Regions from separate parts of the Homo sapiens genome. Here region 1 is linked to region 2. A link is a loop called in an ENCODE intact Hi-C map of the cell type or tissue named here. Cell type or tissue: B cell. All regions are shown on one strand. Each heading gives the region's core, and the rest is flanking DNA. Links, peaks and the distances in the headings are about the cores only. Region 1 overlaps RAB3C (RAB3C, member RAS oncogene family). Region 2 overlaps LOC107986381 (a long non-coding RNA gene).

The links. Hi-C counts contacts between places; a loop is a spot of excess contacts. Peaks named below come from ENCODE experiments on the same cell type or tissue, not always from the same donor. Only the 100,000 strongest peaks of a DNase experiment are listed, where the experiment ranks them.
Region 1: it touches region 2 in a loop (15-fold over the local background); 8 of 110 quality-filtered maps call a loop at or near these places.

The regions. Positions count from the first base shown.
Region 1 is chr5:58,848,884-58,851,698 of GRCh38, forward strand. It overlaps RAB3C (RAB3C, member RAS oncogene family), which reads left to right. Exons shown (of 5, transcript NM_138453.4): 5 at 2,281-2,815. The coding sequence ends at 2,468. Among named protein-coding and RNA genes, the nearest start is that of PDE4D-AS1, 190 kb to the right of the region's middle. In B cell, for the core only: CTCF peaks have their summits at 1,636 (motif pointing left) and 1,836; a DNase peak (open chromatin) is centred at 1,608.
Region 2 is chr5:57,296,886-57,299,700 of GRCh38, forward strand. LOC107986381 (a long non-coding RNA gene) reads right to left here. Exons shown (of 2, transcript XR_001742513.2): 1 at 2,340-2,815; 2 at 1-930. Among named protein-coding and RNA genes, the nearest start is that of RMEL3, 97 kb to the right of the region's middle. In B cell, for the core only: CTCF peaks have their summits at 1,514 (motif pointing right), 1,899 and 2,197 (motif pointing right); DNase peaks (open chromatin) are centred at 1,516 and 2,216; H3K4me3 peaks cover 1,120 bases.

The DNA of each region.
Region 1 (2,815 bases), core at 104-2,603, 1.6 Mb after region 2:
TATCATGATGTCTCCTTCTCAGCATGCTGAATAAATAGGTGCCATTATTTCTGGCACATTGTCTCTTTAATAGCCACATATTCTTAGGGTTCCAGTTAAGGTTGAGAAGCTGAGATCATGTTGGCTTCTGAGATCAAAGATAATTTTACTGACCTCAAATTGTATACCAATATGATGATAGGGTGTTGAGATGCCCAGGGTAAAGGAGTCACATTTGATAAAACCTTGTGTGGATTATCATCTTTTCATAATGGCTAAATCTTTTATGATACCGTTCAAGCTCAGTGACTTCCCAAATCATACTAATAAGTACAAGAAGTGTTAGCAAAAGAGATGAAAAAATTGAACTTGTAAATGAGACCTTTGTACCAAATTCTTGGATGTTTTTTCTTCAAAGGCTCATTCAGGGATCTTGAATTCTTCAGTGGGTTCTTGGTATCTTATGACATAAAGCATCCTCCCATTAGGTCTGGGAAAATCACCACAAGCATGCCAATAGTTCTGATATCTTAGCAACAAGGATCTTGCTTAGATCCATGCTTGCCTTTCCCCAAATCTGGATTGAATTACTGGAAGTTGAACGATCTAGCTCTAAAGACTGCACAAACATTATAAAAGAGAGCTCTGTTAACACCAGATGGCCTTATCTGCAGATTTTTAAAATGTAGACTATAAGAGAGCCATATAAGCATTGTCCAGAGAGACAAAAGGAAAGAAAAATACAAGCCACAATGGTTTGAAATATCCAGCTCTATTTTATAGAACCTTGACTCTACTGATGTTCTTCAACCCCAATCCTGCAGTTATTCATGTGGATTTTAACGAGAGTAGCTAGTGAAATTCAAGCTCAGATGTAGTCATTGAACCAAATAGTATAACGACTAAGTTGGAGATTTTAACTCACGACACTTGCCTTTTGTTGTCTAGCTTCAATACTATTTAAGAAAATAAGTATTTCTAGGTTATTTGAGGGATTTTGACATGGATGCAAAATATTAATCTGTTCTTTTTCCTTTGGCCCCAGGAGCTGGGATGAAATCACATGATTTCATCATTTTGAATCCATGCGGCTCCTCTGAGATAGGGCCAGATGTAACCAGAAGGATTTATAGGGTGTAAAATTCAGAATGGATTAGAAAAGCCTTTCTATGTTCAGCCCAACACATCCTAAATCAACGTCCCCTGAATGGACCAGAGCAATCTCTGGCTGGCCTAGTGGGGAGGTTGTCATGGCAACTGACTGGCAAGCTCAGCCAGTGGAATGTGAATGCAAACAATAGAGTGATAAGACTGTGTACAGAGCAGCATACTAAGGCTGCTTCTGCCCAGGTACAGTGGCACATAGGTGAAAGTGTGAAACTGTTGCTGCATTTTGTAACTTCTTAACAATCTCTGGCAGCTCATTTGAAATTTACCAAGTGCCCTTTCCCAGATGTTGGTAAAAACATTCCTGCTGATAGATAACAGAAGCTATGGAAAAATCAGCACCCAGCTGATAGGTGCAGAGGTATACAAAGCCCTGGAGGGCTGTTGGAATAACACTACTCAAAAATTTTCTGAAGGAGGTTGAAGCAGGTTTAAGGTAAATCTTATGACTCTTCAGTGCCATCTTGTGTCCTTTTAGATACTGACAATTTACTAGAAGCCCACTCTCAGACCGATCATTAGGCAGCAGCAGGGCAGACATGGAAAAGTTAGAGCTGGATTATATTGGAGCTTGGTATTCCCTTTTACAGCAGAATATGCACACCAAGCCTTCTGAGCTTTAAATTGATTTAAAAAATTGAAATTAAAAATTTTGGTAGAATCTGGAAATAAAAACAGAATAAGATGCCAAATAATGCCATGAAAAGATTGCAAGAGTCTACATGGTGCGCTAGGGGTTGAGGGAAGGGATGGAAAATCTAGATTTAGTGTTGAAGATTCTTACAGATAGATTTGGTATTGAGGATTCTTACTGTTGTCATTACTAACTCTTGCAATAGAATATTTTTAATCTATTCAGTCATGCTGATAATGCAAATGAATCAACAGAGAAAAATAAAATGTGAACATCACCAATTCCACTTTATAACTCTTTTGTTCATGGTTAATGGAGTAAGAGATGGTAGCATTTGCTTAAATGGTACCTCATGCCCACCTCTAATCTCTTACCTACCCCAAACCTACCACCCACTGATGTCTCACCATCACCTCATCACTATTGAAAGCCATAATCAAGTCCCATTTAATTTCAGAAATGCAAAATAACCAAGATGTGTTTCTGTGTGTTTCTTCCAGGGTTTGAGTTTTTTGAAACAAGTGCCAAGGACAACATTAATGTCAAGCAGACATTTGAGCGCCTTGTGGATATCATCTGCGACAAAATGTCAGAGAGTTTGGAGACTGATCCTGCCATCACTGCTGCAAAGCAGAACACGAGACTCAAGGAAACTCCTCCTCCACCGCAGCCCAACTGTGCCTGCTAGTGTCCCCGTGCACACAGGCAGCTCCAGGGGGCTCTGGTTGCCAACAAACAGCATTTGTAAATGGTCTATTAGCCTTCATTTATACTGCCTAACAATTATTTGAAGGAATAAATTGATGTCAATGGCTCGTACGCATTCAATTCTTGGGAGCTTTCCTGTTTAATATGTGGCAAATATGTGATCTTAAATTTATAAGGACTATCCATCTATAAACATCTGGTACCTGCATGTGACTTGTTATTTATTTGTCTGCTAGGCTCTTTTTGTTTCAAATTTGTTCTCAGACTACTTCTGGGACATCAGACTATAATCTCACTACAACTGGCTTTTGTCCCATTGATTCAAAT
Region 2 (2,815 bases), core at 166-2,665:
AGCCAAGGCCGGCCCTATTAAATACCACTCCTGGCCCTCTTCCCGCGTTATATGTGGTTTTCCTGAGATTTTCTGTGTATTTGCATGGTTATATATGTACTTGGGGAGAATTCAGAATTTTTTAAAATACATGCTACCACGTTGTACGGATCTTTCTATAATATACCTTTTCACTCCACAGTGGTTCTTTTTTTTGTTATGTGTCCATGTTAGTAAATGTAAACTCTCTAATCCCTTTTTAATTGCTGCATAGGATGCCTTAGCAAATAACCATCTATTTAGCCATTCCTCTACTGACGGGCAGTTAAGACTCTTTCTATTTTTTAGCTATTAGAAACAGTGCCACAGGGGCCACTCGTGTACAAGCCTCCTTGAACGCATGTTTATGTTTCTCTAGGAGAGACACCACTAGTAAAATTGCTGGGTAATAGTGTATGACATTTGAAAAATATTTTTAAAGTAGATTCAGGCCCAGTGTGGTGTCTCTCGCCTGTAATCCCGGCACTTTAGGAGGGCGAGGCAGGAGGATTGCTAAGGCCAGGAGTTTGTGATGAGCCTGGGCAACATAGTGAGAGTTCACTTCTACAAAAAACTTAAAAAAAAAAAAAAAAAAAGAGACTACAGTATATTCTGTAGAATTGCCTTTAAAAGAGGCCATGACAATTTACATTTTATAATCTGAAGGATATTTAAAAAATTATTGTCTAATTTAAAACAGGCATGTCTTAATTAATAAAAAACAAAGAAAATCCATAAAATTGTTCTTGAATTCCCTTTGTTCTCCAAATGTGAAGAGATACATGGATTTTCACCTTTCCTGGCTTCCTCCAGGGAGTCCTCCCAGGTGAGCAGGAGATGGAGAAGGTAGCTTCGGACAGCAAAGATTAATGAGAGTCTTCAGAGAGCTTGTTTCTGTCCCCTGGAACTTACCTGATAAGCAAGAAAAAGTTACAAATTTACTACATATTGAGTATGCCTAGTCTCAAAATCTGAAATCCAAAAGGCCCAAAATCTAAAACTTTTTGAATGCTGGCCAGCATAAAATAAATGCTCCTTGGGGCATTTCAGATTTTCCTACTGGGGATGCTTAGCTAGTGTAATGTAAGAATTCCAAAACCCAAAACGTTTTGAAATGCCAAATACTTCTGGTCCCAAGCAGTCCCAAGAATTTCGACTAAAGGATGCTCAACCTGTATTTGGTGTTTTATTTATAGTTCCAGCATGAGAGAAAGGCATCTCTGAGTTTCAGAAAAGATTTTGGTTGAGCATATGAAAATATTGGCTGAAGAAAGAAAAGGCCTTTAGAATTTACAGAAACATGAAGTGGAAATGGCTCTTCCTCTGACTTAGGCAGTGAATGTAGAACACACCCGGAGAGCTTAATGGGATCTTTCACAGAAATGAAACTCCTCAACAAATGTTTGTCAGCTTAGGTGAGGTTCTTGGCTAAGGCACCAGTAGTGGACTTTGATATTCTTTTACAAGTGTATCACTCACCAGCAGAGGGGGCCAAAGAGCTTTCCACGGTTTGGAAACTCCCTGGCGTCAGAGAAAGCATCGGTATCACCTTTGCCTAATAGTGCAGCATATAAAAAATGTTTAAATTTGGTGTCCAACAAGAAATGCCATAGCAGTCATTTTCTTAAATAAGTAATTTTAACGTATATATGGAATGACATATGCACATTGTTAAAATGCAAATACAAAGAATACAAGAAGGCTTTTTGTATATAAAAACATAAAATGTTTTAAAAGACAGCGCTGGGGCTAAGACTCAGAACTATGTGTTTTAGACACTGTTCCCCCAGTAACCAGTTTGGAAACCTCCGGGATAGCTAATGGCTTCCCTCAGATAGGGAGTTGCCCTCTCCTTAAAAAGTCCCTGCTGGAGGGACAGAAAGGGTGACTTTTGTGGTTCTGGCTTTGTCCTATGGCCCTTTGGATTCCTTCCCACCTTACTGATCATGGTAGTGGAGTGGGTGGTGGCTGGAGGAGAGGCAAAAAGAGCATGTTTCTGTTCTAAACAACTGTCATACAGGGGCTCTGTGTTGATAAAAACACCCATGCTTTTAATTTCACATAATTTGTGGTTTAATTTGGCTATTGCAGTGACAGTCAAGAGATGATTCTCTTTGGAGAGGCTGAGAAGAAAAGGAAAGAGACTAATCAGGGTGTGTTAAACTTTTTTAATAAAAAACGAACACTAGGGGGCAGCAAACCACTGTTCGGAGGAGCGTCTGCACAAAATTTAGTAAGGCCGAAAGATTGTTTTCCTGAACACGTGATGTGTTTGTTAAACATCCTCTAAAAAGGGATGTCTGCTGTCAGGCTGCTTTTACCTGAATGGTAGTTTCAATCTTTAGGCGGTCTTTACTTTTCAGTTTCCTCCACACGTTCCGATACCTGCCATCTTCTCATGGAGCACATTCACATGTCACAATCAGTGTTTCCGCACTCTGGGCTTCTTAAAGGGAGCCCTCCTAGTGCCTCCCACAAAGACCGCTAACATTAATCTCCAAAACCACGCACCTCGTCGGGGAACAGGCGGCCTGAACAGCTCACTTCCTGTATCTTGAGGGATGAGGAGCTGGAGGTCTCCACCCGCTGGGTCTCTGTATTAGTCTGTTTTCACACTGCTTATAAAGACATATCCGAGAGTGGGTAATTTATAAAGAAAAAGAGGTTTAATGGACTCACAGTTCCACGTGGCTGGGGAGGCCTCACAATCATGGCGGAAGGTGAAAGGCACACAAGAGAGAAAAGAGAATCAAGCAAAAGGGATTTCCTCTTATAAAACCAACATATCTCCCGAGAC